Regions from separate parts of the Homo sapiens genome. Here regions 1, 3 and 4 are each linked to region 2. Evidence: chromatin loops called from intact Hi-C (ENCODE). Cell type or tissue: Caco-2. All regions are shown on one strand. Links, peaks and the distances in the headings refer to the core of each region. The heading gives the core; the rest is flanking DNA. Region 1 overlaps ELMO1 (engulfment and cell motility 1). Region 2 overlaps ELMO1 (engulfment and cell motility 1). Region 3 overlaps ELMO1 (engulfment and cell motility 1). Region 4 overlaps ELMO1 (engulfment and cell motility 1).

Region 1 (8,548 bases), core at 2,146-7,145, 81 kb after region 2:
TGTGATGGTTAATTGTACATGTCAACTTGCCTGGGCCAAGGAACACCCAGATAGCTGGTGAAGCATTATCTCGGTGTGTCTGTGAGTGTGTTTCTGGGAGGGATTAGCAGTATGTTAGTCCGTTTTCATGCTGCTGATAAAGACATACCCGAGACTGGGTAATTCATAAAGAAAAAGAGGTTTAATGGACTCACAGTGCCACGTGGCTGGGGAGGCCTCACAATCATGGCGGAAGGTCAAAGGCATGTCTTACACTACAACAGGCAAGGAGAGAATAAGAACCAAGCAAAGGGGAAACGTCTTACAAAACCATCAGATCTTGTAAGACTTATTCACTACCACGAGAATAGCATGGGAGAAACTGCCCCCATGATTCAATTATCTCCCACTGAGTTGTTCCCACAACACACGGGAGTCATGGGAGCTACAATTCCCCATCTCTTCAAAAAAAAAAAAAAAGAAAAAATTAGCCAGGCATGGTGGCGCCTGTAGTCCCAGCTACTCAGGAGGCTGAGGTGGGAGGATCGCCTGAGCCCAGGAGGCAGAGGTTGCAGTAAGCTGAGATCACACCACTGCACTCCAGCCTGGGCAACAAAGCCAGACCCTGTCTCAAAAAAATTTTTTTAATTAGAAAAAAAACAGTATTAGCACCATAGAAAGATATTTAAAACCACACAATAGTAGAGAATAAAAATTGTAAAAGTCAGGAGAGACGTACCTCCTCATACGAGGTGGCAAGGCACCTTGCCTCTGTAAGTTTCTCTCCAAAAACCTATAACCCCAGTCTAATCATGAGAAATATGAGACAAACCCAAACTGAAGAACAGTCTACAAAACACATGACCAGACTTGCTAGGAAATATCAAGGCCATTAAAAATAAGGAAAGACTGAGAAGCTGTCGCAGGTTGAATGAGACTATAACTAAATGCTACCTGGGATCTGAGGAAAGAAAAGGACATCAGGGAAAAACCTGGTGAAATCCTAAAACACTCTGCTGTTTGGTTAACAGGATCACACACTGTTAATATTTGGTTTTGATAAATATACTTTGTGTAAGACATAATGTGTATGATATTAGCATTGCCGGAAGCTAGGTAAAGGGAACAGGGTAACACTCTGTACTATGGCTGCGACAGTTCAGTCAACCCCAAATTATTTCCAAATAGATAGCTTAAGAAAAAAAGGCAACAGATAATTTTTTTCTTAGAGGGAACAGACTGGCGAGGGGAATTTTGTTCATGTGGCTTAAAAGTAATCCAAATTTAATCTGAATGTTTGCATATAGCTCTTTTTTTTTTTTTTTTGAGACGGAGTCTCACACTGTCACCCAGGCTGGAGTGCACTGGCGCGATCTTGGCTCACTGCAACCTCCGCCTCCAGGGTTCAAGTGATTCTCCCACCTCAGCCTCCCGAGTATCTGTGATTACAGGGGCCCGCCACCACGACCGGCTAATTTTTTGTATTTTTAGTAGAGACAGGATTTCACTATGTTGCCCAGGCTGGTCTCGACCTCCTGACCTTGTGATCCGCCTGCCTCGGCCTCCCAAAGTGCTGGGATTACAGGCGTGAGCCACCGAGCCCGGCCTTGCATATAGCTCTTTCAACTTTAAAAACAAAAGGCAAAATATTTTAGGAAAAGCTGAATTATCAAATACATGTGAATGGGGAAAGAGGAACAAAGACTTGGGCAAGGCTGGCTACATGGAAACAGTAGAAAGAAAGAATCACTTCCTTGGATCTGCTGCTAAGATAAGCTGTACATTAATAATCATGTACACAAAAGAAATCAGCAACATATCAAAATTGAGATTGTCAATTTATTCTCAAGGTAGCGAGGTGCTTTTGCTTGGCAGAGGGAAGTTACACAGCGAGGTAAAGAGAAGAATTCATCCTTCTAGGCAAAGTGTGCAGGAGCCCAGTAGGCAGCCTGGGGAATTTTTCACCATGCCATAGAAGACTGACTTAATTATCTTAAGAATTTACATTGTAAATTGTCATTTTCTCACTCAGCATCTGACAAGTGAATGAACATAAAGCAAATTCCATTTTGCCACACAATATGAAAGAATGATTTTTAACCCAAAGGGCTGCACAATGTGCTTCTGCATCACCATCTTCCAGTCTTGAAGCCATAAACCTCCCATTCTATGATGCCCGAAACTAAAGGAATAGCAGCAGATTTTCCATGGTCTTCAGGAAACTGACCCTCATATCACTATAGCCCACAGAATTGGGACAGCTTTACAATGTAAGGCTGAAAAATGCCGTCTCCGTGCCATCACTGGTTTTTGTAGGGGTAATAGGATAATCAATGCTCCTAAGTTTAGCATGTGGAAATCAGGACCCATTTTCCCTTGGGAGGGAGATGATATATAAGAACTTGAATCTAATCATGAAAAGCATTAGCCAAATCCAAATTGAGAGAGATGATGCACAAAACCATGGTCTGTATTCTCCTAGAAATGTCAAGGTCAAAGAACACACAGAAAGGCAAAGCACTATTCCAGATCAAAGGAGAGCAAAAAGAAAGACAGCTAAATCCGCACAGGATGGAGGACTGCATCCTCGTCTAGGAAAGAATAAGTGTAAAGGAAATTTGATGAATTTTGAGTCATGACTGTGGATTAGACAATAGAATTGTATGAATGTTACATTTTCAGGTTTTTATAATTGTACAATAGGGCCATATTAGCAAATACGTACCTACTAAGTATTTAGTGCTAAAGGGACACAATGTCTCCAGCATGCTCTAAAGTGTTTTTTTGGGGAAAAATATGTATATATACACACACACATATGCACATATGCACACACATATGCGCACACACACACACACACACATGCACACGCAAACAGAGAAAGAGAGAAAGCAAACACCAGGGAGGAAATGAGGCAAAACATCAACAGTGAATATATCTGGTGGAAGGTTATGCAGAGTTCCTTGTACAATTCTTGTAATTTTTTTCCTAGGTTAAAATCATATCAAAATAGAAACTCAAAAAAATGATTTTTGGAACTAGATAGTGGGTGATTGTGCAATATTATAAATGTACTAAATGAAATGTCTACTTTAACATGCTTAATTTTATGTTATGTGAATTTTACCTCAGTAAGAATAAAAATAATAACGACAGTCCCAAGAGACTCTCCATAATTCCAGGGGTCACAGTTGCCTGGACTCAAAATGGGGACAAGTGAGAGGCATAAAGTGTTAGATGGCAAACCATCAGCATGCCCAGTGGCCACAAGGCAGCCTCCCTAAAACAGGGGTCAACTTTTTGTCCTGAGAACCGTCTCTGAAACTACTCCAAGGTAGTACTCCAGGCTAAGTCACCGAGAAGGAGGATGCCCGCCTCATCCCTGCAGGGTGGGGTTACACCACACCTGCCCTCTCTGTGGGCTACTCTTCACATTTTAATTAAATCATCGGGCATTTCCTGAGGCAGCTCTGTCTTGTATTTGCAGATTGGATGGCCTTTGAGCGTCCTTGTATAAGCCAAGACTTTTGACAGAAATGCAATCCTAGTTACAGAAACAAGAGGCCAATTTATATGAAACTGAACTGGGAGATACATATAAAGACCATTAAACACAGGACATAATACCACATTCCACAAGTAAAGAAATTCTCAATAAATATTTGTCAAAAAAAGAAAGCAGGAATGTATTGCAGTCCTCATATCACAGATGAGTATGTGATGCTCAGAGAGGTTAAGTATTTTGCCCAGGGTCACACAGCTAGTAAGTGCCTAAACTGAGGTTTGATTGCAGGTCAGCTGACTAAAGTCAGTACTTTGAACAATGGCCTCTGATTACTACCATGTTTCTTTGAGAAAATATGGTGTAACTTATGGTTGCAACAGGCATTGCTGATTACTGCATCCCTAGCAAAGGAAATAGTTATTTTCTCAGTAGAGAAAAGAACACAGAATACACATAAAACTCCTGCTTAGAAAGTACCAAATATTTCAAATGTGTATGCCAACATATAAGCTGTATTTCCTCCCTCCAATTGCCCCCCTCTCAAATAAGAAAAAAAAAATTAAAAACACATTTACATCCGTTTTGCCCAAACTTGGATCAGGCTTGGAAGGTAAGAGGTGACCAGCTAAGGCATGGGGTTTGGTGTGGGCTTCCCACCGCCCCGAGGCTCCTAAGTCCAAAGGCATGGGAAGGTGCTGCCCCCTGGTGACGACATGAGGTAATCAGCTCAGCACAGTGAAAACTAGAGCTTCACATCCTCTCAGAGTTTGGTAACATCGGTAGAGTTTTATACACCGGCAGATACGGTAGGGCAGATTCTAAGCAATCACTCAGTGTAACAATCACAATCCCACCCCATTCACTTGCACTTAAATGTGCTCTTGAGGCAGGGAGAGAAAATGGCAGCAGAACAGCTCTCAGCACATATAAGGTGGAAAAAGGCTAAAAATGACAACATAGGAAGATCATGAGTGCTCTTGTGCTCTACTTTTTTTTTTTTTTTTTTTTTTTTTTGAGACGGAGTCTCGCTTGGTTGCCCACGCTGGAGTGCAATGGCACGATCGGTCTCGCTCTCCTTCTTTCTCTCTTTCTCTCTCTCTCTCCCTCCCCCTCCTCTCTCTCTTCTCTCTCCCTTGACAAGCGCTTTTTCATTTGCATTCCTGAGTTCTCTTAACCTTTTACTTAGAGAGGTGCAGTATGGTTTAGAGTAAATAAATTTAAAAAGCCAAGAGGCTTGGGAATGATACAATTATCACTGAATTCTGGTGTCCCTTCTTACCCCGTGTGAGACTCTGGGCAGGTTACTTAACCTCAGTATAGTATTTTTAGATATAAAACCAGGGACAAAACATCTATTTCACCAGTTAGCTGCAAGAAGAGTGTGTCAAACATGGTGGAGGGGCCCTCATAGGTGGTAAGTATACAAACAATGTTTAGTTCCTCTTTCCCTCTAGGCTGGCACTCCATAAGGATGGCTCATACCTTTGCTATGCTCTTCTTTTTTTTCCTGGAGAAACCCTATAAAAATGTCAAAAAGGACTAACACACGGAAGCTAGGTTTGAAATGCAGAGACCAGCTTGCATGGAGTCAAAGTGATTGGTGTGTTGATACACTAGAACAATTTTAAATGGAAATAGTTTAGGAGCAGACATCCTAAAAACTGCCCAGAAGGCCTAATGAAGGAAGAGAAGCTGCTGAAGAGGAGGACGATCTGGCACAGAAGGAGAAGGAGGAAGGAGGAGGAAGAACAGGTCTATCGAGAGTGAGCAACACGTTCATTTTCACAGCAACTAAATACATCAAACAAAAATAAACCCCGGCTGTAAAGAAACATAGTAAACATTCTGCCAGTGTATGTGGTAAATAACATTGTTTCAGTAATTAGTGCCATTTTTTATACACTGCCCCTAAAGTATTTACAATAAGGATGTGACAATGAGGAGGAAGAGGCAGGGGGAGAAGAGGAGGGAACCAGAGCCCCAAAGCTTTATTTGTTCGTGCACTACACATGAATCCAACTTTTATCAGGGGAAGAGATAAGAAAGGCCTAGAAAAGCTGACCTCCTGTTACTCAGGACCCAGAAGAGAGAGAGAGAAATAGGGAGGTAAACTGGAATTTTCTCTATAAAGCACAACAGCACAGATGTGCTCACAGCAGGACAGAAGTAGCAGGAAAGAGGGAAGGGCCATAGTCTATGTCCCCCACCTCCCTCAACTTTCTCACTTCACTAAGTATATTCCAGACTTTTTTTTTCTCAAGGCCAAAGAGAATAAGGTTTAGAAGATGAAAAGGTGGATAGAATTGTCCTATCTGCTTCGATTTCACTGGTAAACGTATAATAAAATAAAGGCAAAATACCTTATCTTTACCCTTATATAATAATAATAGCTTACATTTATAAAAGATCTATTATATATTGTTACATACAACTTCAGAAATTTTATTTTTTGTTTCTAGAATTTCCATTTGGTTGCTTCCTACTGTTTTCCATTTCTCTACCAACACCTCTAATTTCTCTGCTAAGATTCTCATTCATTGAAAACATGGTTTGTTTTTCTCATTGGGGATAGTTATCACAGTCGTTTTGAACCTTTTGTCTGTTAGTTTCAACATCTGGTTCATCTGAGAGCTGGAGTTGATTTTCTTTTGTCCTCATTCTCCATGATCTGGGAATTTTGGATTCTTTTCCAGATATTATGAATGTTAGGTGGTGAAGATTCTGGATTCTGTTTTTTCTCCAATGAGTGTTGCTTCCTTTGTTTTAGCAGATAGTTCTCTTGTCTGTGCACAAACTGCAAACTGTTTCCAGGGCTACAAGTCTGGTCTTAGTGAGATCTTCTGTCCATAGCTAGGTTGCTTTGAGTAGGCTCCATGCATGTGTGGTTCAGAGTCAGAGATGTGGGGAGACACGGTTTAGGGGCACCCTCTCTGGCTACCTTTGTGTTCTGGCTCCAGGCACTAATGCAACAACTGAAGACACTTGTTGATATGGGCTCCTGTAATTGCTCTACACGGTCAAGGCCAAAAGTGAATACGTTGACTGAAAAGCCATACTTTCCAGAGGATAAAATTATTGCAAGCCAAGGATTAAAACATCCATTTAAATCAAACTGCTTTGGCTGAAACCTTTTACTATGTTTATGAAGTCCGTCATGGCATGATGGCTCACACCTATAATCCTAGCACTTTGGAAGGCAGAGGTGGGCAGATCACTTGAGCCTGGGAGTTTGAGATTGGCCTGGGTAATATAGCAAAACCCCATCTCTACCCCCCAAAAAAGACAAAAATTAGCCCTGGTGTGGTGGCATGTTACTCAGGAGGCTGAGGTGGGAGGATCACTTGACCCCAGGAAGGTGAGTCTGCAGTAAGCCATGATCATGCCACTGCACGCCAGCTGGGACAAAAAGTGAGACCCCGTCTCAAAAGAAAAAAAAAAGTCCATCACGAATTACTTCATTGCTATCCTTTTTTCTCTTGTTCTACATATTTGACTAATCTTCATATCTATGAAATAGGAAGTCATAATTTATAATGAGTCTGTCTATTATAACTAGACGGACAAATAGAGTATAGGCTAATGTAAAATATTTTGCATTTCCTCTCTCATCACGTCATTAAAAACTGTCTTAAAGAGCGGAGTTATTCTGAATCAAATATGATAGCCTAAATGCAAAGGATCGACAGATTAAGTTGAATTTGTGGTCAATCTTTATTCTTAGCAGAGCAGCAGCTAGCTAGAGTTTTAAATTAGAAACTGCTTCTATGCTTTTCAAAGATATTACAATAGAATTTGATACTGAGCCCAGAATATTTAATAGGGAGGTCTAAGTAGTATCATTTATAGAAATGAAAGCTTTAATATTACTCATTCTTTCCATTTACTACTTGTTAAAAATAACATTGTATTTTAATTTTCATAAAGTAAATGAATAGTCCTGAAAAAATAATAAATGAGTATTTATGTGATAACTGAGTTCCAAACAAAGGTCCACTTTCTGGGCAGGGGCTTGTAGTGGGCATGGTAAACCCACTCAGATCACCCTAGATTCAAGCTTTTGTTGGAGAAACAGCACTGTATATATATACATACCATATATATAACGTGGAAGGACCACATAACCCTAGATGTGACTGATTGTGCCAACATGGTTACATGGCTCAAGCCAGACAAGATTTTTGATCCAGAAAATTTGAAGTACTCTTCTTAGGGATCATTTATATAGGTCTACTTATAATAGCATACAAAAGAATGAAATAGGAATAAATTTAAAAGATAAAGTACAAAATTTATATTCTGAAAACTGCTACACAACACTGTAGAAAGAAATTAAAGATGACCTAAATAAATCAATGGGTATCCCATGTTCATGAATTAGAAGGCTTTATCTTGTTAAGCTGGGATGGCAATGCTCCTCCTAAATTGATCTACAGATTCAATACAATCCCTATCAGTAACTCCGCTGACTTCTGCGTAGAAATCAACAAGACAATCCTGAAATTCATGTGGAAATTCAAGACACCCTCCATAGCCAAAATAATCTTGAAAACTAACAAATTTGGAGGACACACACTTTCTGATTTCAAAACTTACTACAAAGTTTCCATAATCAAGACAGCGTGGACTTGACATAAGAATAAACATATAGCAATGGAACAGGATTAAGAATCCAGAAATAAGCCTTCACATTTATAGTCAATTGATTTTTGACAAAAGTGTCAAGAAAATTCAATGAAGAGAGAACAGTTTTCAGCAAATAATGCTAGGAAAACTAGATATCCACATGCAAAAATGAAGTTGGACCCCTTCCTTATGCCATACACAATTAACTCAAAATGGATCAAAGAACTAAATATAAGGGTGAAAATTATAAAACTATTAGAAGAAAATGTAGGTATACATCTTCATGACCTGGAATTGAACAATGATTTCTTAGTTATGACACCAAAGGCATAAGCAATAAAAATAAAAAACAAACTAGATATATATCAAAATAAAAATCAAATTTAAAAACTTTCACGCTTCAAAAGACACTCTCAAGAAAGTGGGAAGGCAATCCACAGA
Region 2 (8,548 bases), core at 1,887-6,886:
GCGGGAGGCCGAGGCGGGCGGATCATTGGAGGTCAGGAGTTGGAGACCAGCCTGGCCAACATGGCGAATAAAATACTAAAAATAAAATAAAAACTATCTCTACTAAAATTACTACTCTCTCTACTAAAAATAAAAACAAAATTATCTGGGTGCGGTGGCAGGTGCCTTTAATCACAGCTAGGGGGCAGGCTGAGGCAGGAGAATCACTTGAACCCGGGAAGCGGAGGTTGCAGTGAGCCAAGATAGTGCCACTGCACTCCAGCCTGAGTGACAGAGTGAGAATCCACCTCAAAAGAGAAAGAAAGAGAGAAAGAGAAAAAAAAAGAAAGAAAGAAAGAAAGAAAAAATGAATGAATGAAAGAATGAATGAATACTGGCTCAACTATGCTGACGGTGCCCCTGGAGTGTGGACTTAGGAGTTACCTGGATGTTGGCCCTCAGAAAAAAGAAAATAAAACTAAAATGCAAAGTAAAACAGAGACAAGAGACAGCAAGAGACCTAGAAGTGTTTGAGACTGGTTCCACCTATTCCTACTGGTCCCCCTGTTCCTATAGCACAACTACTTCCCTGTCTTTCCCCTTTCGTTGCTCAATCCCTCCTCTGAAAATCCTTTTGTCCATCTAATAAATTATCCTCTTTTCTTAAGCTAATTTGAGATGTTCCTAACACTCTCAACTAAGGGAATTACTCTACACATAGATTAAACAAAAGCAAAACAAAATAACAAAACTCTCAAGTTATGGAACTTTATCCATGTCTAAAGCTTCTTCTCCAAAACTCATCCCCAGTAAGAGTTGTCTGGGACTTCCTTAATAGCTACACCACTTTGAATGATCATCTCTCAGTAGCATCTACAATGATGCTGTGCAGTGACTCACTGTTTTGTCACCTCCACAGAATATGAACTCTTCAGTGGCAGGGACAGGTGTTTTATTCACTTAGTCAACAGTATTAATTGAGCACCTGTTATCCACCAGGAAGATGGCTGAGCCCCATAAAATAGACAAGGGCCCTGACCTCATTAAGCATTCATTCTAATTGAAGGACACAAAAACAAAAGAGGTAGTTACAGTTTATCGCAAGTGCTATGAAAATAAAAAATAACTTGTTGAGTGACAGAGAGTAACAGGGAATGCTTGGGGAGGGGAGTTTAGATAACCAGGTGATCAAGGAAGGTTCTCGGACTATTGAGAATCAAACGATGAGAAAGACCTTGCTATGTCAAGGTATGTGAGAAAGAACATTCCAGATAGAGATGAAGGTCAGAGCCCACTGAGGTGAGCTGGGCAGTGGGCTGGCCTCCCCAAAACATATGCACTCAGTCTGCCCAAGCATAGACAATTTCATTTCACTCAGCCTGAATCACCCTTTTCCTTTTCAGGGAAACCATTCTGATTCTAACCAGAAATTCCCATTCCAGAAAGCAGGAGGGGAGAATAAGTTCCATTAATCAGTGAATTTTATCTCCCCTCTAAATATTTTGTATCTGAGACAGCCAGATCAGAGAGCAAATCTGAAGCTCCTAATGATGGGAGAAATGAACTGAAAAAAAGAAACAGAGCCAGAAGACAGAACATAAAGAGAAGACAGAAGACAGGTAGTTTTCCTCGGCTCCCAGCTTCCAGCGAGCACATTCCCTTGTATTTCACATTAACATTCTATTAACATTTCATGAGCACATTAATATTTAATGAGGCTGTGATCTGCATACACTGTAGGTAGAATTACTGCAGCCAATAAATGCTTGGGAAACATTTCCAAGGCACAGTTTATTAGCAGGCACTAAATTAAGTAGTAATTTAAGTAATCAATATGTAAATCAGCTTGGAGAAGTCCTGCTCTTTATTTTTTAATGCACCATCCATCTTATCATACTTACCCACCTAAAGAAAAATAAACCCGCCGCCTTCTTGACTGATTTCTGTTGTCAAGGCAGACACAAATATTTAAAGCTACTTGTGTAACTTTTAAGATCAACCTTCTTACAAAAATATTGTAGAAAAGATTACAATTATGAATGCTACTAGTTAGATATTACTATAGTGAGAGATAATTCTTAAGCTGGACAATAGCTTTTATTTAACACATTGATACATCTACATTCAATTTCAACATTCTGATATTAACCATGTCCATCGGAGACATTTTGAAAAGCTCCATTTGGAAATATCAAAGCATATTTTTCATCTTTATTTTCCCCTTACTCTTCAGTTTTAAGAGCAAATATGCTAGAACAGAAATCAAAATGAAGTACTAAAAGGTGCTATTACCACTCATCTTAGAATATATCAAACACCAAAATAAACTCTTTCTGCATATTTTATTTAAAAAAACTGGATATCCGTGCAATGTGAAGTTATATTTTTATAAAATGCTTCATCGTTTACAGAGTATATTTATACATTCTCTATCAATTGATTTCCAACAAGTCCATCCATTAATAAAGTAGGTATTATTAGTCTCTTAAGAATGCTGAAACAAAAGGCAGAGGTGACTTTCTAGCATCCCAGAGCTAGCCTGTGTCAGTCCTGGAGTTCAATTTTTTTTTTTTTTTTGAGATGTAGTTTCACTCTTGTTGCCCAGGCTGGAGTGCAGTGGCATAATCTCGGCTCGCTGCAACCTCCGCCCCGCCAAGCTCAAGCGATTCTCCTGCCTCAGCCTCCTGAGTAGCTGGAATTACAAGAGCCCACCACCACACCCAACTAATTTTTGTATTTTTAGTAGAGACGGGGTTTCACCATGTTGGCCGAGCTGGGTCTCGAACTCCAGACCTCAGGTGATCCCTCTCCAATGACCAAATCTCTTCCTGTCTCCTTATAGTTTACAAATTGGCTTCACATACATATTACCATGAAAATCAGTAGGTTTCATGTCTAAAGAAGCTAAGGGGACTTTGGTCAATTTCTTCTGTCTCCTTGAAGTTGTCTATAAGCCCTGTTCCTCCTAGACAAAGCTATAAGGTTCTATGTCATCTAATTTATCCCCTGAAGATGACAATTCCTCATGGTGAGTGACCAAAGCTGCTGCAGTGTCCCCACAGACTTTACTTCCATAAATTCCAGGCTCTCCTCTGAATGCTCTGTGTTTCTTGTCGCTCTTCTCCAATTGTGTAGATCAGGAACATTTATGGCTTGGGCATGACCATGAAGTGTTGAGTCCAAGGCCACCCTCACTCAAATATGAATCCCTTCTCTGGCTCTCTTGCCCTCCTTGCCTCAGCATCACATGGCTGATTTATATTCACTTGCTTGTCTCTGACACACTCTCTCTTCCACTCTCTGTTGAAGCTCTCTCTTTTGGGGGAGAGCCCAATTCATTCTGTGCCTCCTGCAGCCAGCCCTTGAGGGCTTGAGGGCTTCTTCCATGCCCTGTCACCTGTGGAGGCTTCTCTTCCACTGTGAACCTTTTTCCATTTCACTTTGACTTAACCTAGGGTCAGGTGAGGCATAGTGGCCTCCCCACAGGCCACACGAAGGACAGTGTGTGTGAGGTGGTACTGTCTGCAAAGAGAGGGGACACAAAGCAGCTATGAGAAGCACTGATAATGTGGTGACCTTGGACAAAGGTGCCGCCAACTAGGATGAACTTGCATGAGGCACTGCATGTCTTTGTGAGATACGAAGACCTTACATAAAACCCAATTCATGGGACTGTCGTGCATATCAACTCACACAACAAAGGCAAAGTCCCTAAAACTGCCTTCAGAGAGTTCGTGTTTTTATCTCTTTATTGTGCTCTCTCTTCCTGTTTCTGCATGGCCCATGGCCAACATTTCACACAACACTTTTACCAGCAGCTAAACCAAAATCATGACTGCAGTGAGACTGGCTCTCTGATGACAGGCTTCTAGGGACTCATGAAAGTAAACCAGAGGCCTTCTGGTTGTTTTAGCATGACAGGCAGAGAGAGAGATAAAAGTAGGTCCTCACCTGCTTACACCAAGAATGCAAGATAAAAAGTCCCATGTGCTGCTGTTTAAGCAGGGCTCTCCCGCAGGAATGCAGGGTGACAATAGTGTGAAGAACGAACAAGGACCCTGTTGTAACTAAGTGAGTTACAGAGAAACGCCACACTTTGAGACAAATCATGGAGTCTTTTATTAGCCGGTGACCGAGAGACAGCTAGCGCTCAAAATTCTCTTGGCCCCGAAGAAGGGGCTACATTCTCTTTTATACTATGGTCTAAATAGGGGAGGGGGAGTTTAACTGAAGCAGTTTTACAGAAGCAGAACAGGCAAAAAGTTAAAAAATTAATTGGTTATAGAAGCAGTTACAAAAAATAAACAGTTCCAGGTGCAGGGGCTTAAACTATCACTAAGAGATAAATGCAGGGGCTCTTAGGTACCTTCCACCGAGCACATTCCCAGGAGCTGCTGGTATAGCCTGCCTCAGTATCTTATCAGCAGGTGCATTCCTGGATGTGCTTGGAGTCAGCTTGCACTGGTTATTCTCTTAAGGGGGATAAAGGGGGCTGCGAGTGAAGACACTAAAACGGAGTCTGTCTGGCTCTCTCTCCTAGGAGAGAGTCACTCAGGTTAAAACAAGGTAGGTTATCACAACCGCAGAAAACAAGTCAATGCATGACATGGTGTTTCTGGCAATAAAGTCCTCAAACTAAAGCGTTCCAGCCACCATAGGGCAATTGTCCTCAGAATCCTTGTCAATGTCACAAATCTGTTTCCTGACCCATTGGAGATCTTCTCCCATACTAAATCAACAAATAAATAAGAAGCCTTATCAGTATCAATGAGATCTCCCCACATTCCAACACAGGGTCAATGTCCCCTTAGGAATAGTATCAGGCAACTCCCCAGAATGAAGTGTTAGTCCTTAGATCATATCCCAAGACCCAGACCTACCCCAGGGTCAAAGAATAAGCCCAGTTTTGATTCCTCTTATGGAGACTCGGGAGTCACTTCTCCTTCATTCTCCCTTGGTGCCAATGCTAATGATGATTGGTCCCAAGAAAACTGAAGACCATCATGAGAAAGAACCCTGAGCTGCCTCAAGGGGGCTGCACAAGAAGTTAATTGTGATCATGAATTTCAATCAAGTCCAGAGAATTAAACAAACATGTCCAAGCCCTAATAGGATGGTTTTAAATGAGCAGAGAAAGAAGAACATTAAAATTATAGAAAGTGTGCCAAGCACACAAACAAAATGGAACAGATCAGAACCACAGGCTGCTAGTTCACCAGATCTACCTAGAAAGGAAGTGAGACCTGGAAGTAAATAAACCCAAAAGAAAAAAGCTTTAGGGATGCCATCAAGATGGCAGCAAAAGGCAACAAACAGCTAACAGCTAACATTTATAGAAAGCATTTCTCTCCCAGGCCTTCTTTGAAGGGCTTTGTACAGATTGTCTCATTCCACACACGTGTACCAGCACATGCCAAAATACTAAGCCATCTCACTGTACAGATGAAGAAACAGAGACAAAGAGATGTGTCACTGGTCCAAGGTCACACAGCACAGAAATAAACAGACCCAGCATGGAAGCTTAGATGGCCTAACCCCAAAGCACATATTCTTGGTTACCAATTCCTATTGAAAACAGAAAGGGTGAAATATTACAGTAATAAAGCTTTGAGCAGGAAAGGCCTTCACATGGTCACAAAGGAGTGATCAGCACTGTGGCTCTGGACAGAAACAAACTTCCTGGATCTATTTCTAACAGACAAAGTCTACTTCTTGGTGACTTTGTACATATCCCTTAACCTCAGTTTTCTCCATGAAAATGAGTGAAGGAATACTTATCCATAAAGGGTCGTAAAGATTAAATGGGAAAGCAAAATGGAAGTAAAGATTTCCTTAGTGCCTGAAACACCTCAAACACTTGATGGAGACAACTGATACTACTATCACCATAATAATTACATAAACGCTTGTTCCAAGGTATTACTATTTGCATTTCTGAAATATTCTTATCGCTCTTGGGAAAAGCTGTTGAAAAAGCACGACAGAAAACAAAACATGGTTGCTGTAGCAGTTATTAATCTTGCTTTTTTTGGTAAAGTAAGGACTTGGATGAAATCATATTTCTGACTTACATGGGTTTCCTCAAGTTCTTTTAGCATCTCTTTAGAAAAGTGGTTCTACATCATTCTCAGCAAACTATCGCAAGGACAAAAAACCAAACACTGCATGTTCTCACTCATAGGTGGAAATTGAACAATAAGAACATATGGACATAAGAAGGGGAACAGCACACACCCAGGCCTGTTGTGGGGTGGGGGGAGGGGGGAGGGATAGCATTATGATACCTAACATTAGGTTATCTAATGTTAAATGACGAGTTAATGGGTGCAGCACAACGTGGCACATGTATACATATGTAACTAACCTGCACGTTGTGCACATGTACCCTAAGACTTAAAGTATAATAAAAAATATTAAATAAAAAAAATAAAAGAGCAGAGAAGGCTGGGAGCAGTGGTTCATGCCTGTAATCCCAGCACTTTGGGAGGCCGAGGCAGGCGGATCATGAGGTCAGGAGATCAAAACCATCCTGGCTAACACAGTGAAATCCCATCTCTACTAAGAATACAAAATATATATATATTAGCCGGGCATGGTGGCGGGCACCTGTAGTCCCAGCTACTTGGGAGGCTGAGGCAGGAGAATGGCATATGGCATGAACCCGCGAGGCGGAGCTTGCAGTGAACCGAGATTGCGCCACTGCACTCCAGCCTGGGTGAGAGAGTGAGACTCCATCTCAAAAAAAAAAAAAAAAAAAAAAAAAAAAAAAAAGAACAGAGAAAGGACCAAACTAATGTTCGATAATTTTCTTCCAGTCAAGACGTTCCTAATAATGCTGGACAACTTCCAGTTTGGAAATGACCACCTCCCCGGGTGTTGTCTAATCACATTGTCCAAATGCTACGACAACAACCTGTTGAGAAACATCCACAAACTCAGGTGATCTTATGCCTGAGTGAAGAATATAATTGTTACTGTAAAATATATTTGGTGTGTTAAAATTATATGGTACTGCAAAATAAAGCATTCTCAGAATGAAAAAAAAAAAAGAAAAGTGGTTCTAACTTTAATGTGTGTCAGAATCACCTGGAGAACATACTGAACGCAGGCTGCTGGGAGGCTCCCCTAGGGTTTGATTGAGAAGGTCTGAGGTGGAACCCACAAAAATAAGTCAGTAAACCAAGTCCTGAAGTTTTCTGAGACAATGAGGGGATTGAGGGAGAGAGAGTTAGAAAAGGATTTAAGAGAATATTTAAAAGTTACTTTCACCAGCATGCCCTTAAGTAAAAACTCCATCCCTTCACCTTCCCTGAGCTTTAATTGGTCACCTAGAGAGAGGCGGCCATCCATGGTATGTCCAGGCTGCGGAGGCCTCAGGCCTTTGGACAGGGCCAGTGCTGCCAGGCAGCTGAGATGGGCTTTCAGAAGGTTGGAAATGACCAAGTTAAGAATGTGAGTATAACTGACGACCAGGGAAAAGGACAAAAAACTTAAAGCGATATTTCCAAGAGCCAAATAACAATGCATCCCAGGAAAAGGAGAAAAAGAATGTATTAATATAATGAGTCAGACTGGTGGAAAAAAAAAAAGAAAAGAAAACGCACACAGGGAACCAAGATAAATAACAATCTGGACAAATGAGAGGAATGGTATAAAACCCAGCTAATGAGGTGAAATGCTTCCAGAATAAAATTAGGCAATTGCACATACAGAGGCATAATAAAGGCCATAAATATAAAATGGCAAGGAATTGACTGGGTAATGGTATAGTAATTAAAGCCTGGAGCTTCATAATAGACCTCAAATTGAACATTAATCAACCAAAAAGAAATGCTCCCTGCACTTTGATATAGTGCAACAAAAGCAGGACGCGCAAAACACACAGAGCAATCAAAGCCACGTTTTGCCGAAAGGCCCTCCCTTTGAGCATCACCTCAGGTAGCACAAAGAGGGCAAAGGATTAAATAACAGCAGGATGACTTCTGTTTGTGCCTACACAGTAATCACAACATTACTGAGGGAAGCCAAGCTCTGCTGACTATTCAAAGGCCAGGAGGTATCAGGGGCAATCCCCCAGCTGACTTCCCCACCAAAGAAGGTAGGCTAAAATCTCCCCTTTTATGCCAGTACGTGTGTTCCTGGCCCCAAGGATGGGTACAGGTGTAGGGGGCACCTGTAGGCTTTACTCCAGGTTTATTTAAAGCAATAGTTCTCTAACTTGAGCTTCTATTAGAATCCTCTAAAAGCTTATTAAAATGCAGATTGCTGGACTCCACCCCCAGAATTATGATCAGACATTCTGGGGTGTACTCACGAATCTGCCTTTCTAACAAGTTCCCAGTTAACACAGATCTGCCAGTTTTGGACCACACTGTGGGAACCACTGACTTACAGGTCTGTCACATCTACATTCCCAATTTCCATCATTAGCAAACCTTTTGTTTTTAAAGACATGCAAAGCAATGAAAGTAGACAAAAAAGAAATAAATCTGATTGGTTTTGGTTTGTTTTGTTTTTCCTGTGACTAATAAAAAAATCATTAATAAGAGTCAAAATCCATAGAGAGAGA
Region 3 (8,548 bases), core at 2,057-7,056, 70 kb before region 2:
CCTGAACATACACCACAGTCCTCCTGCAGCTGGGCCAGCACAGACACACAGCACTCTGGAAGGCTCCCCACAAGCTTCACCCACTGCCTTAAAATAGTTCATCCTTCAAAATGACCCATTCTTCCTCCCTCTCTCCCCCAACTTTCTGAAACTGAGTGTAGGTGTTCTCTTAAAAGAGAACAATGAATAACATCACAAAGAAGCAAATTCATTGCACAAATTCAACAGAAAACAAAAGCAAATCTGATTACGTTTTTAAAATACAGAGACATAGCCCTCCTCTGTACAACTGCCAACACCTAGTCCCCAGCAAGGGGATTCCCTTTACCATGCACCACCTGCCCCATTTACAGGAACCTACTTTGAGCAGGGGTACTGGGCTTAGTGCTCATCTCAGCCTCTGTCATGATAAACATATCACCTCAAGGACTGCATAACATTGTCAACTATGTGTTAATCCTGGACAAAGGCATTTAAGGGAGACGCAGGGGATATTAAGGGAATGATCCATTGATAGTCATGCTTTTGCTAATGTGAGATTCGAAAGGATAGAGATGTATACTAGTAAACAAAAATAGAGTTAAATATTTTAATATTTTTGCCTATTTACTGTTTGGTTCAGTCCCTTAAACAAGTGAGGGTGGCAAGGACCATAGCTCTTTGCTACCCAAGCTCGTGTGGGAAAGGTTGTGAGTGGAACACAGAGAGGCGCTCTTAGCACATGAACACAACCCCAGACCCCAAGAAGCATATCCTCCAGCACTGTGATAACAATTTAGGAAAAGGTCAAGCTCCACACAGGCACTTAACTGAGATTTACCAAAAAAAAAAAGGAATGCTAAAGGATAAGGCATTAAATATCAAACCAGTAACAGCTGGCTGGAAAACTTGAAAAGGACATAATCTGAGTAACATGACACTTGGGGGAATCTGCTTCAGCAAATTAAGAGAGCAGCCTAGAAAGGTGAGTTGTTTATCTTAGAATATTGCAATGACCATACTACGAGAACTGTCTTTTTTTTTTTTAACAAGTATTTTCTCATTTAATCTTCATAACAGTTCCACAAAGTTAGTGCAGCTATTATCATCCCCATTGTACAGATGAGAAAACAGAGGCACAGAGGAGTAAAGGATCTTGCCCAGACTCACAGAACTAACAAGAGGGAGAGCCAGGGTTTAACACCAGTTTGGGTACAGAATTCCCGGTATTTTGCTGCTCACTGGAGAAGTATTTCCTTTCATGGACAATTTTTAAGGCAGAAAGTTAATACTTTCTAGAAAGCTTATTTGCCGTGATTTTTAAAAACAGTTGATTCCACTTCTTTTTTCCTCCGACCTACCATTTTTATGGAGACTTGATCTTGCCAACTATCATAATTTTTTGGACATGCAATCCTTACAGTTGATAAAACAGCACAGAATTTTCCAATTTATCCATGGCAGACATGTATTCCCATAGAAATTTTATTGTTTTAATATTACTGGGGAGAAAAGTAGACAATTCACAGACTTTTCATTTCAAGGACTACTTATTTGTTTATTGGTTTTATAAATCCTGCTCTTTAAAAAAAAATTATTTGAGAGAAAGTCTTATGGTCTTGCTAGGATGGACAGCAGTGGCATGATCACAGCTCACTGCATCCTTTAACTCCTGGGCTCAAGCGACCGTCCCGCCTCAGCCTCCCAAGTACCTAGGACTATAAGCATGTGCCACTACACCTAGCCGATTCTTTATTTTTTGTACAGAAAAGGTCTTGCTGTGTTGCCCAGGCTGTACATTCTGATTTTAGTAAACAAGACACCAAATCCATTTCCTTTAATAAAAGGCTAATATCCTGAAAGATTAAGAAAATCAAGCTAATCAGACCAATTTATTTCTTGCCATGCATTTATATAGTGCTTAATATATAACAGCCACTGTTCTCAGTGTTTTACAATTATCAAATTATGTAGTTCTCCTATGAACTCCCCATAAGACAGGTTTGGGTCTTATTTCCATTTCATAGGTGAGAAAAATGAGTCACAGAGAGGCTAAGTGACTTGCCCGAGTCACACAGCCAGAGAGAGGCAGAGCCAGACGTACGTGCAGGAGGCAAGCAGCTTTCAGAGGTTGTGATCTTAACCAGATCTGTGCACAACCAGTGTACTCAGAGGTCTCCTTGGCCCAGAAGCTAAATAAATACATAATTGCTGCCATTATGCAGTAGGAGATGTGAATTTGCCCACAGTTCACATAAAAAGACCACAGGCCTCTTTGATCCTGACTGATCACATACATATCAAAGATTACCCCAGGTGTCTCAGGTTTTAGAATCTCTCATCAGTAAGTAGCCAAATTATATCAGTTTGAATCATTACAAACAATTCCATGCACACTGATTTCTTTAAAAAAAAAAAATCACGGCGATTATGAAGATTATGTAAGTACTGGATTTCTTTATTTCACAGAAAGAGCCTCAAAACCAAACCAAAACAACCAAACACAACAGATGTTAGTGTTTTGGTGGTATTTTGGGAAATAAATTTGAGTATAACACAGCATACTCACTAGGGTGTGCTCTCAGAATGTATTGAACATACAGACATCCTGGAAGGGAATCTGGTTTTGCAGTTAATAAAAATTATTTGCACCATAAAAATGCCCTAATAAAATTAGGCTTAAACTCTTGTTATTGGTATAAGGAGTCTACTTTTTCATTCTCCACAGCATCGTAAGCTAATTGGTATTCCTACGAATAAAACATTCTTTTTTTATTCCTGGGCCACTGGGATGGAGGCATGTATAGATTCTGCCTTAGAAATGTATGTTTGTGAAGAATTAGAGTCTTAAATTAATGGGTGAAGATCTTTTTTAAAACCTTAGTTTCCTCCTAAGTTATTCGTAATACTCGATGTCTGCTACTTTTTTTCTTCAGTCTTACTGACTTATAATGATAATCAACCCCCGAAGGTTCTATAAGATCCCTGCAAGTCTTTTCAGGTGGCTATAATCCAATCACAGACATTGCCTCCAGGAGAATTTGCCCTAAACCAAATTCAGTGAGGGCTACTTTCCTCTCCAGCTTCTTGGCGGCCATCTTTCTCTCTCTCTCTTTTTAAAAATCTTCACTAAGGAGAGACCATTTTAGATAAGAAAACAACTTAATGAAAACCTAAGGATGAGACTAAACATAAGATGCTTTTAAAGGAAGAAAAATACTGATGAAATTGTTCAGAACTTCCTCCTATGTGAAATGCAAGTTGATACTCTCAGGCATTTTTGTTCCTATTCCTCACAGATATTTTATTTCATTTCTTAGTCATTCAATTTTGTTACTAATACTTGAAACTGTTTTTTTTTCCTCTCCCCTGACAAATGCATTCTGAAACTTTCATTTTATAAACACTTGCCAATTCTCTAAAACAAGAGAGCATTTTTACTATTCTACAACACATAGCAGTGACCCAGGATATCTTATATGGTTAATATAACGTACAATAAGATACCCAATATGACAACATGGTTCTTAGTAAGAAAGACATTCTATCGAGTGTGTATATACTCTTGTGGATTCCTTATGAATGGCTTCAAAATTATTTGATAGTCATTACTACCTCACAGGGGAAAAAAGCATCAGCTCACTAATACTGGAGAAGAGATACCTGGATAATTGTTCTTCTTCCCAATCTCCTTGCTCTTTCTCGTCTCCTTCATAGATTTGTTTTTTGTTTTTGTTCGTTTTCCTTCTGCCCAAAGTTCTTTTCTCACCATTCTTTTCTTCTCACTCTTCACTCCTGCACTAGGAGGACTAATCTGGTCCTGTAGCTTCTACATTCATAGATGCCAAATCTCTATTTTGAACCAAGATAGTTTCCTGAGCTCCAGACAACTCCTTATTGGACACGCCCATCTTAGCCACATCTCTTAGCCACCTCAAAGTCAAAATTGACAAAACATAACTCCTATTCTTTATGGCTTATCCAAACTTACTAGGTTCTCCATCTCAGCTATTTTTGCTCAGTTGACTCTTCTCTCAATCACCATCTCACAAATATATTATATTTACTCCTTTCCTTTCCCACTGCCACTGACCTTGGTTCAGGTGCTCATCACTGCTCTTCCGGATTAAGACAAAAGGCTACAATGGTCTCCCAGTCTCGGGACAGATCCATTTCCCTCACTGTCTTCCATGAGGAGCTCATCAAAACCTAACTATAGCCACATGTATAGCCTCTGCTTAAAATCCTTCAGATAAAGTAACGCCTCTTCACAACACGGACCCTGACTCGCCCTGAATGAGATGGTTTCTGGGTCAGCTTGAAAAAATGTTTCCAGAATGCATTTGCCAAGGGAAAAGAAGAAAATTTTGCATTTGCAAAATTTTGAGAAAATAAGACAATAATGAAAAACATAAACTGTTTGGAAGACTTTTAGACTTAATACATGCTTTTCCCTCTGCCTTAATCACCCTTCCTCATCTCAATTCGCTCCTCAGTGGTAACTCCTGCAGGTCTTTCAGAATCCAGAGCAGTTGTTCCCACTTCCAGGGGATTCTTTTACGCCCATTCTCTATAGGCTGAGCCTTCTAAGTGTCTCCATCTGACCCTCTGCCACTTTTCCAATGCTCTGTTTGCTTTTTTGTCTCCTTGTGGAAATTCTAATACCCTTGAGGCTTAGGACTACGCCTTCTCTGTCTTTATATATTCAGTACTTAGGGCCTCAAAAAATGTTTGTGGAATGCATGTTTACACGTGAAGCAGGCCTTACCCAATGGAGCCGAGTTCTTGAAGTCACCACATTCAAAAATTATTCTTCTCCTCACATTGAAATATTGCACTGAAATATTATATTCTTGATAGTGACAGTTAATCATTAAACATCCTTCCCCACTGGCAAAACAAAACATGACCACAGGAGAAGGCTCCGTGGAGACCATGCCCACACATTTCAGTGCCTGGGCTAAAATAAGCATGTAAGTGTGTAGGACTGATCATCATATTGCACCAGGAAGCGCGCCCTTCCAGATTTAAAAATATACTTGTTTGGCTTGATTCAGGCTGCTCCTCATTCCAGGCCTGCGTGAGTCATTGGAGAAACATCCTATTAGAGTGCACCCCTACTGATTGGCTTCCTTTGTATGTTCACGGTGACTCAGAAGAGATGACTCACAGTTCACGCTTATGACAAAAAGAACTTGCTCTCCCTTCCTTTTCATTACCCATGTTTTGCAGGCTTTATTGGCACCTTTGAAAAACATCTAAGGGAGCAAGGGAAAGGAAAACACAGGGGGCAGCCTGAGAATTGGCACTACTTATTTTTAACAAGCAACCCTACTTAAAGCACCTTTCATCAGAGCAGCACAGATATACTTTGGAGGCCTAATACATCCAATGCTCACATTATTCCTGGAAGGTCAGTAACTGGATGCTATTGCTCCACCCTGCCAGTTGATGGAAAGGAGGGATGCTCGAAGGACATAAAGATACTTCGCAATGTCCCTCTGCAGGGCTGGCACCCAACGCTGGGCTCTCAGAGCCGCTGTTGATAAAATGGCTGGTTAGATCATCCTCTCTTGGTTATAATACCCAAAGCCTTGGCCAAGGAGAGAGACATTCTCCAAAATAATCAGTGGTCAAGCAGTGAGCATGAAGCAAAGTGAGAGGACAATCCAACCACGACAATCTTCTGGATGCCTCAAGATGCTCATGACCTGTCACTGGCAGAAACTGTTGGGTTCTGTGCCAGTTACAAACAACAGAGGTTAGTTCCTTTCATTCCACTTCAGAAAACATTTCTGAGTACTTATCCACAGAGATGGATCAGGCATAGACTCTGACCAGGAGAGCAACAAGATAAAGTGCAGTGAGTTATACACCACAAAGTAAGGACAGGTCAAGTGTCTGGAGAGTCCAGGGGAAGAGTTGGCTTTATTTTTTAGAGAAACTGGCATTTGAATTGCACCTAAGGATGGGTGGAATCTAAATCATACTTCTACACTTCATCTTAGCCAAAACGCCGAGAAGCGATAAAATCATATTTCTGAATGTGTTTTTCCTTCAGAATAATTTACTAGTCAGGCTCATCTCAAATTCCATTTACATTCAGACTCCACATTCCATAATCGCTGTCTCCTGGAAGCCATTGAAATGCATGCATATACGTCTGCCTGCAAAGGAGACACTTCTGTGTGCAGTTCTGGGTGGGTTTATGGTACCCAAATAAACGGAGCAGGAGGAGCGCAGACGGGCTAAGTCCAAATTGTTCCCCCTTCCAGGGGATCCTTGTGCAGTGAGCTCTGCCTATGCTTTAATAAAAGGGGATAAAAATACTTGCCACCTACTTACCTCCGAGACACACTGCAAGGCTGGATCGTGTTCACGGCAGTGTGAATTTTTCAGGAGATAAGTGATCTATGAAAACAAAGCTTTATTATCATAAATGTTGAGCGAAAATGAAGCAAAACCAATGTCTAGGCCATGTGTTTAGTGTTAAAAAAAAAAAAAATACACCAAACAGACACTGGATTATAACTTTCCAGCAAGCCAGCATTCCAATGTCAAGGCCTGAATGTCCCTTCCCAGGGAGTAGGGCTACAAGGGTCCCGGTACACTGAATATCTGATGAAATGAGGCAAATGCAGTGTTTTGATGACAGATGTTTCTGATAAGAATACAGAATTTGGAAAAGAAATTGCAAGGCAAATCTGTCCCATGATGTGAGATCAGGGACATGAATACTGGAGACTAAGATCATCAGAATTGATCCCTAAAGAACTGCGAAGAGATGTGGAGGAAACTAAGAGAAAGACTATTCATTGCCCGAGGCAGAAGGGAGTGGGTGGTTCAGAATCTTCAGGGGTGCGGAATAAAGACAACAGAAGATAAAGGGAGGAAGCGAACAGTTAGCTAGTAACTCTCTCAATTAGGTTTAAGATAAGAGAGACAGTGCTGTGCCAAAAAAAAATTAGAGCATTAGTGGACTTACTTACATTGTATTCCCATGTACAAATCAGATATACGTTTAGGAGATGAATTACTTCTAATTCCTCACAACTTCACACAGTTGAGAGATCAGAGGGAAAAAAATGTGTAATAACATGAGTTAAATTGTGACCTTCCACCCTCAAATTCCTATGTTGAAGTCCTAACCCCAGTACCTCAGAATGTGACTGTGTCTGGAGAAATGGTCTCTAAAGAGTGAAGTTAAAATGACAACAGGGTGGGCTCTAATCCAATAGGACTGGTGCCCTTATAAGAAGAGGATATTACAATACAGACATGAACAGAGGGAGGCCCATTTGAAGACACACGAGAATATGGTCATCTACAAGCCAAGGAGACAGGCCCCAGGAACAAACCAATGCCTTGATCTCAGACTCTGGCCTCTGTAATCATGATTTTTTTAAAAAATTATGTTGTTTAAACCACTCAGTCTGTGGTACAGTTGACCTATGAACAACATGGAAGTTAGGGGAACCAACCCTTTGCACAGTCAAAAATCTATGTGTAACTTTTGACTCCCCCAAAACTTTACTAATATCCTACTGTTGGCTAGATGCCTATCAGATAGCAAAAACAGTTGATTAATACATATTTTGCATGTTATATGTATTATATATTGTATTATTACAATAAAGTAAACCAGATAAAAGCCTTACTGGTCCTTATGACTCCCTGATCTAGAAGCTGAATTAGGGATGTTGTTTGGGGGCAAGTAGACTGTTTCAGTTTCTTTGATTTTGAACTTATGGGGTTCTGGGTGGCAGGGGCATTGTCCAATATGGAAAGAACTTTAAAAGGCAGTCCCTTACTGGCAAGGTACTTCCTGACTTCAGGGACAAATATCCATGGGACCAATCCAGAAAAAGTGTTCTTTTTGTCCAGAGCTCCTTCTTGTACAACAAGAAGACTGGAAGCTGGTGTTTATCTCCTTCCTTCAGGGGTTGGAAGTGAGCAGCTTTATAGATAAAGGCAGCCCTGATCATAAACCCAAATGCATTTGCCCAGAACCAGTAGAGTTAACCTAGTCCTTCCAGCCTTAAATCCTGGTGCTTGCTTCTCTTCCTTTCCAATAGATTCCTTGGTGGCATTTTCCATTCCCCCATGATAGGGCACTTTTGTCTTCATTAAAAACCTGTTCAGGCAGATATCCTTTCCCATTAATGATTTTCTTAATGGCGGTTTGGAACTCATCTGCTTCCTCTTGTTGGCAGAAGCTATTTCTCCTATTAGCTAGACAATTTTAAAGATAAATCTCTTTCTAAAATTATCCAACCATCCTTTGCTGGCATTAAATTCTCCAGATTTTGATCTTTCACCTTCCTTTTGCTTTAAGTTGTCACAGAATGACTTCTTTTTTGGTTGGATCATATTCAAGTCTATAGCTATGCTTTTCTAATAGCAATTCTGCACCCACACAAAAGCTGCATTTTCAGTATGAGATTAAAACGTATTTCATAAAAAGTGAAAGATTTTTGTACCTGCTGCATAACTGCAGAAACAGCTTCCTGAATTTCCTTTTCTTTTTTACAATGGTCCTTATGCTGGATTAATCTAGCTTGAAATGTCA
Region 4 (6,671 bases), core at 1-5,000, 49 kb before region 2:
CGCCTCCCAGGCTCAAGCAATTCTGGTGCCCCAACCTCCCAAGTAGCTGGGACAACACACCACCACACACAGCTAATTTTTCATATTTCTAGTAGAGATGGGGTTTTGCCATGTTTTCCAGGCTGATCTTGAACTCCTGAGCTCAGGTAATCCGCCCACCTTGGCCTCCCCAAGTACTGGGATTCCTTGGCCTCCCAAAGTGCTGGGATTATAGGCGTGAGCCACCATGCCTGGCCCCCAGTTCTATTTCTTAATAGTGCAAATCATAGCCTTGAAAGAAAACCAAGAATTAGCCATTCCCCTGCTATGGTGCACAAGCCTTACAACAACTCTGCAAGGGAGTGCACGCAAATCTGGGGACCTAAAAAACAGCATGGAGACTACTGTCAATAGTATTGTATTGTATGCTGGAAATTTGCTAAGAGAGTAGATTTTAGGTGCTCTGAACACACACACACACACACACACACACACACACACACACACACACACACACAAAAGGTAACTATGTGAAATAAGCCAAACTGGCTTGACTGTAGAAATCATTTCACTATGTATATGTATTTCAAAACATCATGTGGTACACCTTAAATACATACAATTACCAAAAAAAAAAACCCTATTTGATAGATGTAGAAGCCAAGTTCAAAGGTTTTTTTTTTTTTAATCACAACCTTATCTGCACTTCAGTGAAAGACATGTCAAACATTTGTTCCTAATATTTAGTCTGCTCCAACCAAGGCTAATGACCATCCAAGGAGACAATTTAACCACAGAAGATAACAAATATGGAAGGCATCATGGTTTATTCTAAGGGCTTCAGACAGGATGCCCTGTCATAAACTATGGTATTTCCCATAAGAATTCTTTCTTTGACGTGTTCAGCTTCCTTCCTTTTTGGGTAAATGCATAGTAATTGATCTGAGCCATTCTGTGAAACAAATGACTGGATATTGTTTTTGTTCAGAATAGATATAAGTAGCATCAAAACTTTGGAAAGAACTGCAGTGCTAGAAGAAATGAGAAGTGATAAAAAATGAACCGTGTCTACTTGGCCTCTTATGCATGTTGGGTGAGATGATAATAAGAGCTTTGCAAATGTACACTGGGTCACTTTAGCTCTGAAGAATATTTTACTCAGGATAAAAAGGTTTTAAACTATTCAATAAATGGGCTGCTTCTTTAGTGACTCTTCCTAATTTGGATAATTTTTGTAAGACTAATAAATCTTAACCTGAGTTTGACCAGATATTAAAAGACTGGCTTAAATTATGAGACAGTATGAATTATTTCACTTTCCAAGTTCTTTCTGTGAAATATTAATCACAGAATCTCACCTGATGAATTCTGAGGATTAAATGTTTCACTTGCTATGTTTCCTGAAACTTTGTTTTTATTTACCCTTATACTTAAAGGTGTTTTTTTTTTTGTCTCTCTTTCTACCAAACTCACATGAACTGTGGAAAGCATTTACTAACTACATAATTGGGTGTAACACTGTTCTATAAATTACAACTAGTTAGCTACTTTAAATGAATCCTTTCCTCAAGGAATTTTGCTATTAAAATCTGGCTATATAATTTATGAAACTTAAATGGTTTGTCTTCTGTGCAGGTTTTTATAAAAGCTAATCTGCAAATATGTGAAAGGTGCAGAGCTGCTCTGCCCCAAATGTGGCTTCTTCTTGGGAGCCTGCTGTATCCTTCTCTCTAGGACAATTAGATAAACCAGAGGCTCAGGTCAGAAGACTTTTTTTGTCATATTTGTTCATGGGATTCAAAGAAAGCTGCCCTCTGTAGGGCAGAGGTCATTAAACAGCAGAGGTTCTCAGACCTTTCATTCCCTTATGATCCATGTTTTTCATTTCCTTTAGCATCTCTTTTTCTTCCTTTTAATTCTGAGATCTCCAAGATGCTTTCACTTCGCTCAATCCCAGTTGCCTGGGCTCTTGGGAAGCAATGCTCACACCAGTGAATTTCTGTCTGTTGAAACCCCACAGAAGGGCAGAAGCACCTTTCCCTGCTAGCCCAGCAGTGTTCTCCTCTTATCAGGAGAATATGACTGCCTACTCCAGACAGGCCAAGTTCATCCGATCTCTGCTTTTGTTGTCAAGTTATTCCTGTTGTCATTTGGTGACATTTACTCAAAGCTATTTCATTTCATGCAAAGCCATGTTAGTTTAAAGAACTGCTATCTCCAGCCATCAAGAACAGTGCTTTGTATGTATTAGAGAAATAAAAAACATTTAAAAATTCCAATTTTTGTATTTATTCTATCAGAGCTCTCATCGAACCCTTAAGGCCCTCTTTCTCAGGCTGCAACCCACCATATCCAATATTTGCCTTCATATCTAAGTCTACTAAGATTCAATGAATGTATACCATGGGACGACTCTGGAAGTTATAGAAGACGCAACTGTTTAATAAGTCAATATAGACCTATGAATGTGATGTTTCACCTGCCACACAGCTCCTTATCCAAATCTCAAACCTCTTGCATAACTCATCTTTCTTGAGAGAGAGGTCACTGAATGGGGAATCAAAGTAGTCACGGTACCAGCTGGAATTAGCAAAGGCAGCAGAATTATCAGATAAACAGGCAAGAGGTGCAACCTGAATTGCTGCAGGGTAGGGATAAGGTTAGGGCCAACCTTAGCCTGGGAGGAAGCCCAAAGGCCCAGCCTCCGTTCAGCACCAAGGAGAGCACCAACCCCCCAGGTCGTGTTTGTCTGAGGCTCCCTAATGATGCAATCTGTCTCTTCCATAAAGAAAGCCTGATAGCAGTGTCTGTGATTTACAGAATGTTCAGCAGATGTCTTGGGGTTGGGTGGGTGTCAGGCAGAAAGAATCCAGTTCTCTGCTTTTATATCCCTGAAAGTACTTTTGTCAGATTATTCCTCTAAGAACCTGCATTCATTTCCAGACATGGACAAAACACATTTAAAAAAGTCTTTAGGTTATTTATTTTGTGAGAAGTTAGTACATATGCACATGGCCAAAAATCAAAAGACAAAAAGGAAACTCTAACTTGAATCATAGCAATGTCCATGAAAGACTGCCATGTAATTTTGGTTACACAAGAGAAGTGCCCCACAACTTTGCAGGGCATTTTCATTTGTTAAAACACACACACACACACACACACACACACACACACACACACACACACAGAAAACAACAACAACAAAAGACTATTGTCTGGTTTCCTAACAATTCCAAACATTGGTCCTGATTTATCTTCTAGAGTTATATGCAGTAAGTCAAATATCTTTTCACTTGATGATTATTGAAATACTTGAAGAGAGTTCATGTGTTTCCTCTTAAACTTCCCTACTCAAGGCTAATCATACCCCATTTCATCGACTGTTGCTTCCAGACATCATTACCTTCTTCTGGATGTGTTCTTGTGCCCCAGAATGATTCCTAATATTCCAGATATTATCTGAGGCAAGTATATTTATCACGGGACTATTAACTCCCTCCTTGGATCTGGAAACTATATTTTTGTGAGTGTAGCCGGATACTGCACTGGTTTTACTTAGCAGTCATTTACCATGGCTTAGATTGACAGGGTTGTCAACAAAAATGCTTAAGTCCTTTCTCCTCGGGTTATTGATCAAAGTCTCCTCAGTTCTACATGTATGCAATGTGCAATTGATTAAGTCTATAGAATTTGATATGTTTTATTTGATATAAGTCTACAGAATTATATCAAATTAAACAAATCTTGATATTTGTCCCATGGTTTCAGTCTACTAGAACATTAAAAAATCTTTAATTATGAAATAAATACTCCTCTTGGTTTGGGGTATCCTAAAAAGTCTGAATGTATAGTTTGCATTCCTTTATTCAGATTATGGATTCAAATCTTTAAAAAATACGCAGCTAAGGGTAGACTCATGCTTCCTCCAGGGAAATGATTCTCAGAAATCTGTAAACATGTCCTTAAGCTAAATCCAAGATACACTATATTTAGGATACCTGTGTAATTTAATATTTATGACATAAAAAATTTATTTTTGGTAGAAATTAAATTTAGTATACCTAAAATGGCTCCCAGTATTTGTTACTTTCTCTTTTAATCATCAAAACCTAGTCTTTTCCAAAATCCATTTAAAAATGTCAGTGGCAAGTTTCAGAATCTACTTTTAAAGACTGTGATAATGATGACATTCACCCTCAGCCCCTTAGCATACACTAACTAACAGCCTACCAAGAAGATGCATAAGACATGGCCTGTATTTTCAAAGATCTTGGAAGAATGGGAGATTGGTTATGAGCATAAGAACGGCACTGCAAGGAAGAAGGTAGTGTGTGTTATCTATCATAAAGAAATACAGTTTCAAGGGGCCATTTTGCTTTGGGGTTAGTAATAATAGGTGAAATGTACTAATGTTTCATTAAATATTTTAAGGAAATCTTGAGAAAAATGTGAAAATTTTTATCATTTTGTATAATCACAATTCAAGGTAAATTTAAAAACTTCTGTTTATTCATACTACACTCAATGTATATGAGAGATCTGTCTATTTCATGTAGTATTTTAGAGAATCTTTGGGTTTCAAAAAAGCTGGCAGCCATTTTATCCAACCCCTTGTAGATAGCATGCATGCCTACAGTAATTCAGAGGAAGGCACTACTATGTAGCAATCTCCAGTTTCTGGCACCTCTCCCAACTTCATTGAAAACCTGTTATAAAAATTTCATTTTCCATTGGCTGTAAATGTGAAACAGACAAGCTTCTTTGATTCAAACATCTTTCCAACCATTCATGAACATATTAGCATATGTATTGCATTTCTTGTCCTAGCAGGAATGCTACTGCTTAAAAACAATAGCACTGAGCATATTCCATCACCCAGGGAACACATTTCTAAAAAGCTTATCATTTAGCTTTCCCACTACATCCACGTCTCCCTTCAGCCATGTCAAAAAGCGGTTGTGACTCATCCTGCAACATAAACACTGGACATTAAAATGAATGTGTGCACATGGCTTCTGTGACCAGTGGATGCAGATACAGAAATGACAACAAGAAACAAAGAGCTGAGGCATCTATAGAAAAGACACTGTCCAGACTAGAAGCAACAGAATATACAGTGAAGAACATACGCTTTAAAGATTTGGGTGAATGCCATCTCTAACAACTTAGGAGTCCTGTGGATTTGGGCAGGCTGATTTCCCTTTGTGAACCTCAAATGCTTCATCTTTTGGCAATTAAGACTACAGCAGGAGACAAACAAAGACTCCTGGGTCCATAATTATGCAAACTTCAGACTTTCAAGTATGTGTGTAAATCTAGAATCAAAGTTGTAGCAGTCAAGCTACCTAACCCCTTCCACATTCACCTGCCCAAATATCCTCCCAAGAGCCAATGAAATGTGGTCACTTTTTGCAGGATCTGCCCCAATCAGCTTGTGAGTCAATGTTCAAGAGGATGTTAGCTCCAGCCCTCCTGCGGGTGGAAATCTCTCATTCGTTTTATTTTGTCTCCCTGAATTCTGAGGGTAAAAGGCTTCTAGGCAACACACATGCTCACCACATCTGTGTTAAGCCTTGGGTCCTGCAGTACCCACAACTGGACCACTGCATCCAGTTGAGTGGTGCCAATTCTAGTGGGCACCATCATCCTCACTGTCCCTGTCAGCCACGCACCCTGGAGTTACACCATCCAGGTACAGTGGGCAGCCACAATCTTTCTAAGGGAGATTGTCCTATCTGTAGTCTCGGCTGTAAGGGCAGCCCTAAATTTTCATGTTTTATTCCATATAATTCATTAAGATTTAGCATTCAACTTAACTTTAATTAGGAACCAATTAATCACAAGACATTCAGAAACATTTGGTGCTTTAAGAAGAACAAGAGAAATGTAAAGGCAGAATCCTACCCAGAAAGAATTTACAATTTACAGTGGTCCAGCTTTCCTCAATAATATTTCAAGAAGATTTTAGTTCTAGTAAAATTTGTTGAGTCGTTCTCACACTTTGGGGAAAAGGTGATTTATAAACACAAGCTATTTTTATTGACTATAGATCCCTAGCCAGTTCTTTACAAGGTTGTGTACCCAAGAGGGAAGAAATGCAGTGATTAAAAAGCAACAACAGTTGCAGTTTCTTTTAAGTGACTTTCTTGACAGGGGCACCAGGCAGGGTCAGCTTTTCACATGTCAGTTCACAACGAGATAAATAATTCTTGGAGCACCATCCTTTAGAATTCCTACTGCAACCTCTTGGCTTAGACAAAGCAGAGCTCCCAGGAACAAGCTTAAACCAGATCATGCTCCATTAGGATGCAGTGTCGGTGACTGTCAGAAAAGAGGACAGGATATCCCTACCACAAACTGAGTTTATTTAATCCATCAGTTTTTGAAGAGGAAAAGGATGACATGGAAAATTAAAGAAGCATAGTCTTCCTCTGGTTGTTTCCAAGCAAACAGATTTGACTTGAAAAGCAGGCTGAAAGGCACCAAGGGCAGGATCCCTTTGAACGCTTAGAGGAAAGGTGCCCTGGCACCAACAGATGGAAACGTCTATCATCCAAACAGCCTATTTCATCCTTGTGTGAGTGTGCATGTGATGGTGGGGAGGGCAGGGGGAGAAATACAATGACATACTCAGGGCAAGAACAGGGGAGCCCACTGGGGGATTTGGTGGTCAGAGTCCTGAGTTCCAG

What was found. A loop is a pair of places that touch in the nucleus more often than their neighbours do. Peaks named below come from ENCODE experiments on the same cell type or tissue, not always from the same donor. Only the 100,000 strongest peaks of a DNase experiment are listed, where the experiment ranks them.
Region 1: a loop joins it to region 2, with 2.8 times the contacts of the local background. A loop is called at or near these places in 8 of 110 quality-filtered maps.
Region 3: it touches region 2 in a loop (3.0-fold over the local background); 5 of 110 quality-filtered maps call a loop at or near these places.
Region 4: a loop joins it to region 2, with 2.6 times the contacts of the local background. A loop is called at or near these places in 4 of 110 quality-filtered maps.

Annotation. Positions count from the first base shown.
Region 1 is chr7:37,177,991-37,186,538 of GRCh38, forward strand. All of the region lies in intron 13 of ELMO1 (engulfment and cell motility 1), which reads right to left. Among named protein-coding and RNA genes, the nearest start is that of ELMO1-AS1, 180 kb to the left of the region's middle. In Caco-2, for the core only: a CTCF peak has its summit at 4,178 (motif pointing left); a DNase peak (open chromatin) is centred at 4,171.
Region 2 is chr7:37,097,294-37,105,841 of GRCh38, forward strand. The region is part of intron 14 of ELMO1 (engulfment and cell motility 1); the gene reads right to left. Among named protein-coding and RNA genes, the nearest start is that of ELMO1-AS1, 100 kb to the left of the region's middle. In Caco-2, for the core only: no CTCF peak of the experiment used is centred there; DNase peaks (open chromatin) are centred at 3,988 and 4,388.
Region 3 is chr7:37,027,023-37,035,570 of GRCh38, forward strand. The region is part of intron 15 of ELMO1 (engulfment and cell motility 1); the gene reads right to left. Among named protein-coding and RNA genes, the nearest start is that of ELMO1-AS1, 34 kb to the left of the region's middle. RefSeq lists enhancers at 18-67, 138-397, 4,672-5,871, 4,706-5,375. In Caco-2, for the core only: no CTCF peak of the experiment used is centred there; a DNase peak (open chromatin) is centred at 5,059.
Region 4 is chr7:37,050,164-37,056,834 of GRCh38, forward strand. All of the region lies in intron 15 of ELMO1 (engulfment and cell motility 1), which reads right to left. Among named protein-coding and RNA genes, the nearest start is that of ELMO1-AS1, 56 kb to the left of the region's middle. In Caco-2, for the core only: no CTCF peak of the experiment used is centred there; a DNase peak (open chromatin) is centred at 2,688.